Regions from separate parts of the Homo sapiens genome. Here region 1 is linked to region 2. A link is an interaction called in ENCODE POLR2A ChIA-PET data of the cell type or tissue named here. Cell type or tissue: Caco-2. All regions are shown on one strand. Links, peaks and the distances in the headings refer to the core of each region. The heading gives the core; the rest is flanking DNA.

The links. ChIA-PET counts read pairs that join two places held together with the same protein. Peaks named below come from ENCODE experiments on the same cell type or tissue, not always from the same donor. Only the 100,000 strongest peaks of a DNase experiment are listed, where the experiment ranks them.
Region 1: POLR2A ChIA-PET joins it to region 2 with 6 read pairs; 1 of 35 experiments calls an interaction of 5 or more read pairs at or near these places.

The regions. Positions count from the first base shown.
Region 1 is chr11:111,457,056-111,461,980 of GRCh38, reverse strand. It overlaps a transcript of BTG4 not described here. Among named protein-coding and RNA genes, the nearest start is that of MIR34BHG, 51 kb to the left of the region's middle. In Caco-2, for the core only: a CTCF peak has its summit at 2,330 (motif pointing right); DNase peaks (open chromatin) are centred at 2,340 and 3,984.
Region 2 is chr11:110,563,146-110,568,070 of GRCh38, reverse strand. No RefSeq gene overlaps it. Among named protein-coding and RNA genes, the nearest start is that of FDX1, 140 kb to the right of the region's middle. RefSeq lists an enhancer at 2,630-3,481. In Caco-2, for the core only: no CTCF peak of the experiment used is centred there; a DNase peak (open chromatin) is centred at 2,580.

The DNA of each region.
Region 1 (4,925 bases), core at 551-4,550, 890 kb before region 2:
CCAGCTGTTCCAGTAGCTGCTCCTCCTCCTGTTCCTGGTGGCACCAGTACTGCTCCTGGGCTCTCAACTCCTGCTCCAGGATGTCCAGCTACAATATCCAGCCTGTTTAGGGCTTACTGGCTTTTTCTGCTCATGGCCCCACGTGGTCCAGCCGTAGATCCCCAAAGTTTCACAGGGTAATGGCCCTCCCTGACCTTGGGTATCTATGACTAAACTTGGTGAGGCCATCAACTTGGTTTTATTTAATTAATTAATTTATTTATTTTTGAGACGGAGTCTCATGTTGTTGCTGAGGCTGGAGGGCAATGGCGCAATCTCGGCTCACTGCAACCTCTGCCTCCCAGGTTCAAGCAATTCTCCTGACTCAGCCCCCCAAGTAGCTGGGATTAAAGGTGACTGCCACCACACCCGGCTAATATTTTTGTAGAGACGGGGTTTCACCGTGTTGGCCAGGCTGGTCTTGACCTCCTGACCTCAGGTGATCCTCCCACCTCTGCCTTCCAACAACGTGGTTTTAGCTAGAAAAATAACCATACATTTTCTTCAAGCTCCCTGGTTCCTCCCTCCCTCCTGGTGACACCTGCTCCAGAGTCCCCCATGCCTCCTGCCCCCACTCCTCTCTTGGGAAGTCCAGAGGAGACAGGCACGTGGCGGCAGGAAATTGTTCTCACCCTCCTCATATCGTGAAGACATACTGACCTGTGAAACAGTGGTGTCAGGGCTAGAATTGAAATTTCTTGGCTTCTAACAAGAACCTTTTATTTATCACATACCTTTTATCACAGTTTCTGAAACGTAACCAGACTGAGAATGTATGGGGGCCCTAAATCATTTTCATTGTGGTGGAGATCTGCCAATGGCTGAATTACCGCAATAACCTCCTGACGGGGCTTCCTCTGCTAGTCTGGCCCCACTCCCATCCATCCTCCGCACAGCTGCCAGGGAGAGCTTTCTAGAACGCTGACTGTACCTACACATACATAAACATAAAAATAAATGGGAGGAGGTGTGCCAACTTGTGAAGTGGCTGGGTTTGGTGGGAGAGACAGGGGGAGAGGTAAAGAGTGCCTGGATGGGGATGCCATGGGGGTGTTGACTGTGGGTGGAGGGAGAGGAATGGGCAGGAAAGCTTTTGCTTCTTCATTGACATACTTTAAAATTGTATGAGTAACTTATGTTTTGTATTGTTTCATATTTTCAAAAATTTAAAGTCTTGCATTTATATTTGATTATATCCCATGTCTGAGAACCCTTCAGCAGCTCCCCGTGGCTTTCATGATAGAAGATACATTTCTCATACTTGCTGCCTTTGCATTTGCTTTCCCCGAGGCTGGAGTGACTTTCTCTGCTGTCTCTCTGCTGCGTGCATTACCTCATTTGGGAAGCCTTGAGCTCTCCTGTGTGTGTTGAGATGCCCTCCCCTGAGCTTTCTTAACACCCTTGTGAACCACCCACTGTTTGGGACCCATGGCCAGCCAGTTCCTTGGGAGCCCTATCTAGTTGTCCTTGTATCTCAATGCCTAACATGTTGCCTGGAACACAGCTCTCAATATGTAGTTGCTGAGTGAATGAATGAATGAATAAATGAATACAATAAACCCCCCTACATACCAGACCAGGGTCTCTCACTCCCCGAGGTAAAGCCTCCAGCACCTGGACAACGGGCACCACCACTCTGGCAGAGAGATCCGTTTGAGCTCCAATGACAGGACCAGGCTTTCTAGTCCAGGGGTCTATGGCTTGAGCCCCAATCGAGATTGGGATTAGACCTGTGGGATGCCAAGCCCACCACTGGCTTTAGAAACCAGAGATGGGGAAGGAAGGCAGGTCCTTTTTCTGGCAAAAAGGAAGCCAGAAGAGCCCCTGACCTCCTTTTGCCCTTCAAAGGGCTCTAAGCTGGATTATAGGGCTCCTGGTGGCCACAGCCCTGGCGTGGGGGTGGGTGGTGAGTTTCTGAAGTGCTGGTCTTTGAAAGGACCCAATAATCTAGGGGAGACATACATGATTTATGGTCCTGGGGTTTTGGAATCTTTGGGCACCTTTAATTTTGGGTCTCAGCAGCCCTAGCAGAAGACCAGAATGACCCCTTCCCTTGGCACATGGGTACCCCTCCTGAGCTTTAGGGGGTTTTCTCTCCCAGAGCTAAGTCACATTCCTGAGCTCTCAGAGGTCCAAAGTTCTCTCCTACCTTTGCCATCAGCGTCTTCCATTGAGCCTGCCAGCGGTGTGGCATCGCCAGAATTCTCATCATGCTCCATGCCCAGGATAGGCACCATGAGCCCCGAGCCCTCAGGATCTGGGATCTCCATTCCATACAGGGCTGGGGCCCACAGCTCTGTCCCAGGATAGCGCATCATTCCCAACACCAGGGGGAGAGGGAGTGAAGAGGAGGAGTTGCGGGTTAAGCATCACCCTGAAGTCTTTCCAGGTTCAAAGTACTACGTCCCTGACCAGAGAGGCTTCCCTGCAAACACTACATTTGTTTTCTTTAGGCTCAACTTAGCATTCTGAATTCAGAAAGGAAGAAAGGACAATGCCCTAATGGCCTGTTTTGGAAGAAGCAAGTGGGAATTGAGTGGCATCAGACCTTTTGAGAAGCTGAGAACAACTTCTAAAAGAAGGGGGCTTGTGTTCTTGAGCACCTGCCATTCCTCAGAATCTGAACTCAGGACTCTGTAGAAGTTATATTTCACTCAGTCCTACAACCCAAGCTATAAAGTATGCACAATTTTTTTTTTTTTGAGACGGAATCTCACCGTCACCCAGACTGGAGTACAATGATGTGATCTCAGCTCATTGCAACCTCCACCTCCTGGATTCAAGCGATTCTCCCGCCTCAGCCTCCCAAGTAGCTGAGATTACAGGCTCCCACCACTATGTCTGGCTATTTTTTGTATTTTTAGTAGAGACGGGGTTTCACCATATTGATCAAGCTGGTCTCGAACTCCTGACCTCAAGCAATCCACCTGCCTCGACCTCCCAAAGTGCTGGGATTACAGGCGTGAGCCACCGTGCCCGGCCAGTATGCACGATTTTACTCTTCCTTTTAAAAGATGGTAAAACAGTGGCAGGGAGGGGTTAGTTTTAATAACTTGCCCAAGGTCAAAGAGTTAATAAATTGTGGGGCAGGTCTTCAAACTCAAGTCAATTCTGACCTGGTTCTTTTTGTTTTGTTGTTATTTGTGGGAAGAGGGTAATTTCTAGAATGAGTGAGATTAACTCCAGGAAGATGCCACTCCTACTTCTCCTTGCCTTTCCTTGTATCAGGGCTGTCGGTGGGAGGTGGAGTTTTGGGATGAACTCCTTTCTTGCGTTTATTCGTGGGAAGTGGAAGACTGCTGCAGAATGAAGGTGAGAAGGGATTGAGGACTCAGGAGATTCAGGCTTTGCAGCTAGAGGACCCCAGCTGGGCAACTCATTTAACTCTCTGAATGTCAGGTTTCCCACTCTAAAATGGGTATCATAGCACCTGTTGGTGGTGTTTCATGAGCCATGAAGTAACAAGAGAATGTATGCTCCATAACATAACTCAATGGCATTGGCAAGAAATTAAGACAGGGAGGCAGTCAAGCACTCATGGGGTCGGGGTATGAAGTCATGGAGTTCCTTCTCTCTTCCCTTGGTCACGCATGTGCATGGCCAGTAGGGCTGCAGCCCTGTCCCTGAGCTTATGGGCCTAGGAGCATCAAAGCACCAGGTCATTCTGGGCCCGAGATATCGGGGCCTGAGAGCCTCTGGCCCAGATTCATCCATACCTATCCTGCCACCACTGGCTTCAATGTCATCTGCTGTCACCAGCTGCCTCTCCAGCCTCTGAGCCTGCTGCAGGACATGGTGCAGAGTCAAGGCCAGTGGCTGTCTCATGTCCTTAATGGCAGCCTCCAGAGTTTCCTGTACACCCGACTCTGGACTCTCCTGGCACGGCTGAAGCACTGCAATCACTTGCCTCTGGGCCACTAGCACATTGGTGTCCAGCAGGGCCTGTGGCCCTCCCATATGGGGCAATGTCTGGCCCTCTCGTCAGGAAGCCCCCTGGAGCCGGACTGTCTTCCTGCTCAGTGGCTCCACAAAGCTGTCACCAGGCAGCAAGAGGTTCCCCGAAGCATCTCGCAGCCCTCCCAGTACAAGTAGCTGAGCTGGAAGAAAGAAACCAAGGGGGCAAGGTGGGAGAGGGAACCAGCAGGGATGTAGGCAGGTGTGGCATAAGGGGAACTAGGGCACAAGGGTGGAAGTGAGCTGTGGGAGGGAAGGAGGAGGGGGAGAGGGAGGGGGCAGGGGGTAGAGCATGGTGGTGACAGGTGGAGAAATGGTCCTTTTTGGTTGAAAAGTGTCCATTAACTTTATAGAAGTACCTTGCTTCTCTTCCCCTCCCCAGGGGCACTGGAGTAGAGATGGGGAAGGGGAGAGGGAAGGTTGGGGGTAAGAGGCTGAGAGGATGAAGGGTGGAAAGAGGGTCGTGGGTGGAGTTTGTGGCTCAGATCAGAACATGGAGGGTGTAGGGGGCTGAGAGGAAGGGGACTGGGAGGCCAGGCCAGGCATGGAGGAGGGCGAGGGAGGACAATGCTGAGGGCTGCCGGGAGACCTGTGTTTTCATCCAACCCGACTCCCAGGATGGGCGAGATGCCTCCTGTGACTGGATCCTCCATGGGCCCCCCATCTCCAGAGGGGCCAAGGTCTTGGTGAGAGGATTGCAGTATGTCCTCCCAAGAGTGAGCCACTGCCTTGTTTGGGGGTGCAGATTCACAGCCAGCACGGGCACCTTGATGCCTGTGACGGGGTCTGTCATGAGAGCCCCCAGCGGGGACGTCCTTCTTGGCTGCAGGATGGGCAGGTGCGTGGCTGGAGGGGAACCTGTGGTGGGACTGGTTGGGTAGGGCACATAGGGCAGGATGGCAGCTTCTGATGTTCGGACACCACCTGGACAG
Region 2 (4,925 bases), core at 254-4,253:
TAATGACACACACCAAACCACAGAGCAAGGAAGCTCAGGATAAACACCAAAAAATCTACACCTAGGCATATCATATTTAAACCACAGAAAATCAAAGTCAAAAAGAAAATATTGAAAGAAGAAAAAAAATACCTAGAGGAGCAAAGGTAAGAATTACAATAGACTTCTCATCAGAAATCATGCAAGCAAAAGAGAGTGAAATATTTCAAGTGTTGAAAGAAAGTAATCACCATCGGCCAGGTGCAGTGGCTGATGCCTGTAATCCCAGTACTTTGGGAGGCTGAGGCAGGTGGGTTGCCTGAGGCTAGGAGTTCGAGACTTCCTGGGCAACAAACATGGCGAAACCTCATCTCTACAAAAAATACAAAAATTAGCCAGGCATGGTGGCAAGCACCTATAGTCCCAGCTACTCAGGAGGCTGAACTAAGAGCTTGAATAGATCAGGGTTCCTAGAGGTGAGGCCTGACCCATCTGACTTGAAGTGGTTGTGTCTTTCCAAGCCTAAAAAGTGTGTGAGGATTCCCCTTCCTCCTGTGGCCCTTCTGCTTCCACCCACAGCCCTCCCCACTCTTAGTCCCAATCCTGAAGGCTAACCATCTCTTTTGGCTCAGTGCCTCTCTTCCACTTTTGGGCACAGACCTGGCAAGCTGAGTGCTCCCCTGGTACTTGCCCAGACTATTGGTCCAACCCTTTGTGTTCACTTAGAAACTGTTCTTCCCCATAATCGCTCACCTCAGCAGCCCACTGACGACCCCCAGCTCTCCTCACTGGTCACCAGATGGTGCTCCAGCCAGGCTGACATCTGAGGGCAAAGTATGTGTCTGGTGACACCATGACTGGACCCACCTCTCAGGGACATGGTTGCTCAGAAGAGAAAAGAGCACTTTCCCAGCAGAAAGCACAGCTCTCAGCCTATCCCAAACCTAGTCATTGGAAATAAGCGTAGATACATTCTGCCTCAATTTCCTCATCTGTAACATATCTACTCAAAGAACATAAAACAATGATTTAGTCATTTGATAAGTATGTATTAATAACTCGCTATGTGCCAGGTGCTGTCCTCACCGGGTACAGCAGTGAACAAGCAGTGCACAAGGAAACCTCCCCACCTTCATGGAGTTTGCACTCTAGTGGGGAAAGCAGACAATGAATGTGACAAATGAGAAAATATTTTGTATATCAAATTATAGTAAGTGCTAAGTAGAGAAATAAAACCAGGAAGGGAGATGGAAGTGGCAGGAGCAGATGGAGCTGGTAAAATGTGGGGGCAGGTATCCAGAGAAGCCTCGCTGAGACAGGCAGCTGGCTCTGTGGATATCTAGGGCAAGAGCATTCAAAGGCAACGTGATGAATGGGAAAACTGTCCAAAAGTCTAAAGCCCTCTATGGGTGTGCATGGGTGAGGGAAAATTAATCAGACATCTTAGGTATTTTGTGGAGCTCTTTCCCTTCCATTGCCTCCAGGTTTTGTCAAAAGATTAAGTCTATTATCTAGAATCTGAGCCATTTGACATGACCTCAGAAATCAGCAGACCAACCTCAGATGACCACAGGAGAGGCCACATCTAGCAAAGGTTCCACAGTTAGGAAGTGGCAGGATGTTTCTCGTGCCTTCTCCATGGTCCACATTTATTCCTGGCATTTGCCCACGCAAGAAGCTGGTGATTTGACATTTACTGAGAACCCACCCTGGGGATAAGCCACGTCCAGGTTATGACCCAGAGACCCACTTCCCTGCAACCCTTCTCCAATGCCAAGTGCTGTCTTAGGTGAGGATCTGTGTCTGTGCTGCTTTGGTTTCTAATCCTCTCAGTTGCAAGCACAGCGCGGTGTTCCTTCTGCTCTGTGTAACTCCTGGCACCCAGGGACACCCACAGAGGCCATACATATACTCAGAGCTGTGGCAGTGAACAAAAATGCTTGAGCCTTAAGATTGGGGCAACCCAAAACAGTGCCCAGTTTCAGTCAGGGCAGTGATGTTTGACTCAGCCTGAATCTGAGGAAGTCTCTGACACGTCTTTACCTTCCTTCCATGTGGTACCAAGCGCAGGCTCCACAATGTCCAAGGAGCTGGTTTGAGTCAAAATAGCTCTCCTTACCGTGTGGCACCAGTGTAAATAACTGGTTGGTTTGGTGTCATGCAGACAAAACAACTGCCGGATGGATTGCGGTTTCACTCTTTACCAAGCTCAAGTTGGCACGTGTCTGGGTGGGGCCTGCCAAGTGTGTGGCAGGTTGGGGCACTGCACACGCTACCATCTGCAGTGCTGGAGCTTTAGAGGCCTGGGGTACTTGGTTGGGAGGGTGGGGGCAACTTGAAGGGGGCTAAATGTGGGAAACTGATAACCAGGCTTGTGGCTGAGCATCAGTTCCCTAACCTGGAAATGTCTTCGGTTTTCCCCAGGTTTACCCTCTTATCCAGAGTGAGACCTGCCAGGGCTTTGACGTTCACCCCAGCCCAGCCCAGCCCATGCCTGTGTGTGACTGACCAGGCTACAAAGGCTCTCTCGGAATCTGAGGTTAAGAAAGATGAAGGGCCAGTGCCGCCTGTCTGTCTGCAGTGGGCATATTGCATAATCACAGCTTTCTCTGATCTTTCTTGAGAGAGCTCTTCGTTTCTTCGCTTCTTCCTCTCAGCTTTGTAATACGACACCCAGCCACTGGCCTCTTATCTTTGCTGCCTCCTCACCTCCCAACTCCTCTCTCAGATATACACAGAGAACAGAGACCACTCCTGCTTTGAGGCCTCAAGGATCAAGTTCATTCCCTTAACACCCTTTGCTTGCTGGACTCACTGCTGATACCACAGCCAGGCAAGGACCTTACACTTTCCACCCCGCCTCCCACGCCACTTCATCCTGCCCTCATCTCCTCCCTCTCCAGATTATATCGCATCTCACTCAGGCTCTGGGGACCCATCTCAGGGTGGAGACAGGGTCTGGATTTGAATATTTGTTATGGAGTTTTTTGGCTTCTCCATAAACTAAGGAGACATGAGAAAACAAGATTGCTGCCTTTCTCAGACCACTTTTATGTTTTGAACACTCCTCTGTAGGGCAATAACAAGGAGCCCTGGGCTATCAGGCTGAACCCCCATGTCTGGCTGGAGGAGGGGCAGCCTGTATGGTCCAGCTTAACACTTCTAGGCCTAAACTCAGCTGGGTACCATGGGAGCGGATGTTTTCCACCTATCAAAAACTTTAGATCATTCCCATCACAAATCGGCAATCTGCATCATAAAGAGACTCCCTGCCTGCCCCCTCTGCTCTTAAGAGGGACTGTACTTTAAAGCAAGGAAAAAGAAAAAGATTGCCCTCTTGTAGCTCTTCTCAAAGACGTGGACTGCAGTGAGCAGGGACCGTCCTTCCAAGGTCTCAGACTGCTCGGGTTTCTCAGAGGTAGGAGCAGGATACCCATAACATTTTCGACATTTTTAAAAAGCCAATTATAAAACTGCACAGGTTAATGGCAGTTACTTTTGGTTGTATGTAATTCATGAATCCATGTTAACATGTGGGAAAGTAAGGTCTGACTCCTGACAAAATAAACTACCTACAATCACATGAGTTTTTTGGTGAAAGGTATGTTAAAAATTGGGGATGTAGAGGGGGAACAAAAATCACAAAAGCAGCCATGAGAGGTCACAAGGCTAGACACCCGTGGCAGCCTGCTCGGGGGCTCATTCTGTGTCCCCATCCATTGTGAACCTCTCAGATTCTCATGTGAGGCTCCCACTGCACAGCTCAGCGCCCAGCACACGCACCATAGGACTAAAACACCTCAAGGTTGTTTTTTCTGGAAATACAAACAAGTGACAAAAAATGGATTCAAGTTTTGCAGTCTTTCCTTCCCACCTGTTCCCCAAGAAAAATGCTTTTGAACATGAAATGTTCTGGAGTAAGAAACAGGGAAGCAGGAATTAGATACCACAAACAAGACAATGGACCACTGTAGGGTGGATGATAATAAGAGTGGTGGTTATTATATTACAATATAATGGTGGTTATAATATAATGGTAGTTATAATGTAATGGTGGTTATAATATAATGGGGGTTATAGTATTATAATACTCATGATCACTTGTTGAGCACCTTTTGGCTTTCAGTTTTTTCAAAGCCCATTGTGATATGGGCTGGGTAAGCTCAACGACAACTCCCCATCTTACAGATGAATAAACTGGTCACTCAAGTAGTAAATGGCTGAGCCAGGCCTTGAGTTTAGGTCTCCTGATTACTCACTAACCTTGTGCCTTCTCCAAGTACCAAGCTGCAAGGCTGCTGTGACCTCAAAAGGTGAAGGTTCTACCAGCCCCTTCCACTCCCAACTATTCCAGGTAATTTTCTGGTATCTCAGAACTCCTGTCTCTCACAGCTAAGAAGAGTCTCTCATACGAAAATTAGATCAGCCAGCACTAACCATAAAAGACAAAAACTGATAAATTGATATAAACAAAATTAAACACGTCTCCTTATCAAATTATACCATTAAGAAGATGAAATAGGCCACAGGCCACACACTGCTACATACACACACAGCACATATCTAACAAATCCAGAATACATAAAAAAATCTTACAAATCAAGAAAAGACAAAAAAAAAATCCAAGTTATAAATTGGACAAAGATCTGAAAAGACACTTCACCAAAGGAGATTTACAAATGACCCATAAAATACTTGAGAAATGCTTAACATCATTAGTTATAAGAATATGCAAATGAAAACCACAATAAGATAGCACTCCATACCCACTAGAGTGGATAAAACTTAGAAGACATCATCCAAAGATGTAGGGCAACTGGAACATACATTATTGGGGACAGGTGTGGGCTGGGGCAGAAGAGTGTAAAATGGCATAGCCACTTTGAAAAACTGTTTGAAAATTTCTTCTAAGGTTCATGCATTTACTCTAGATACTTACCTAACGG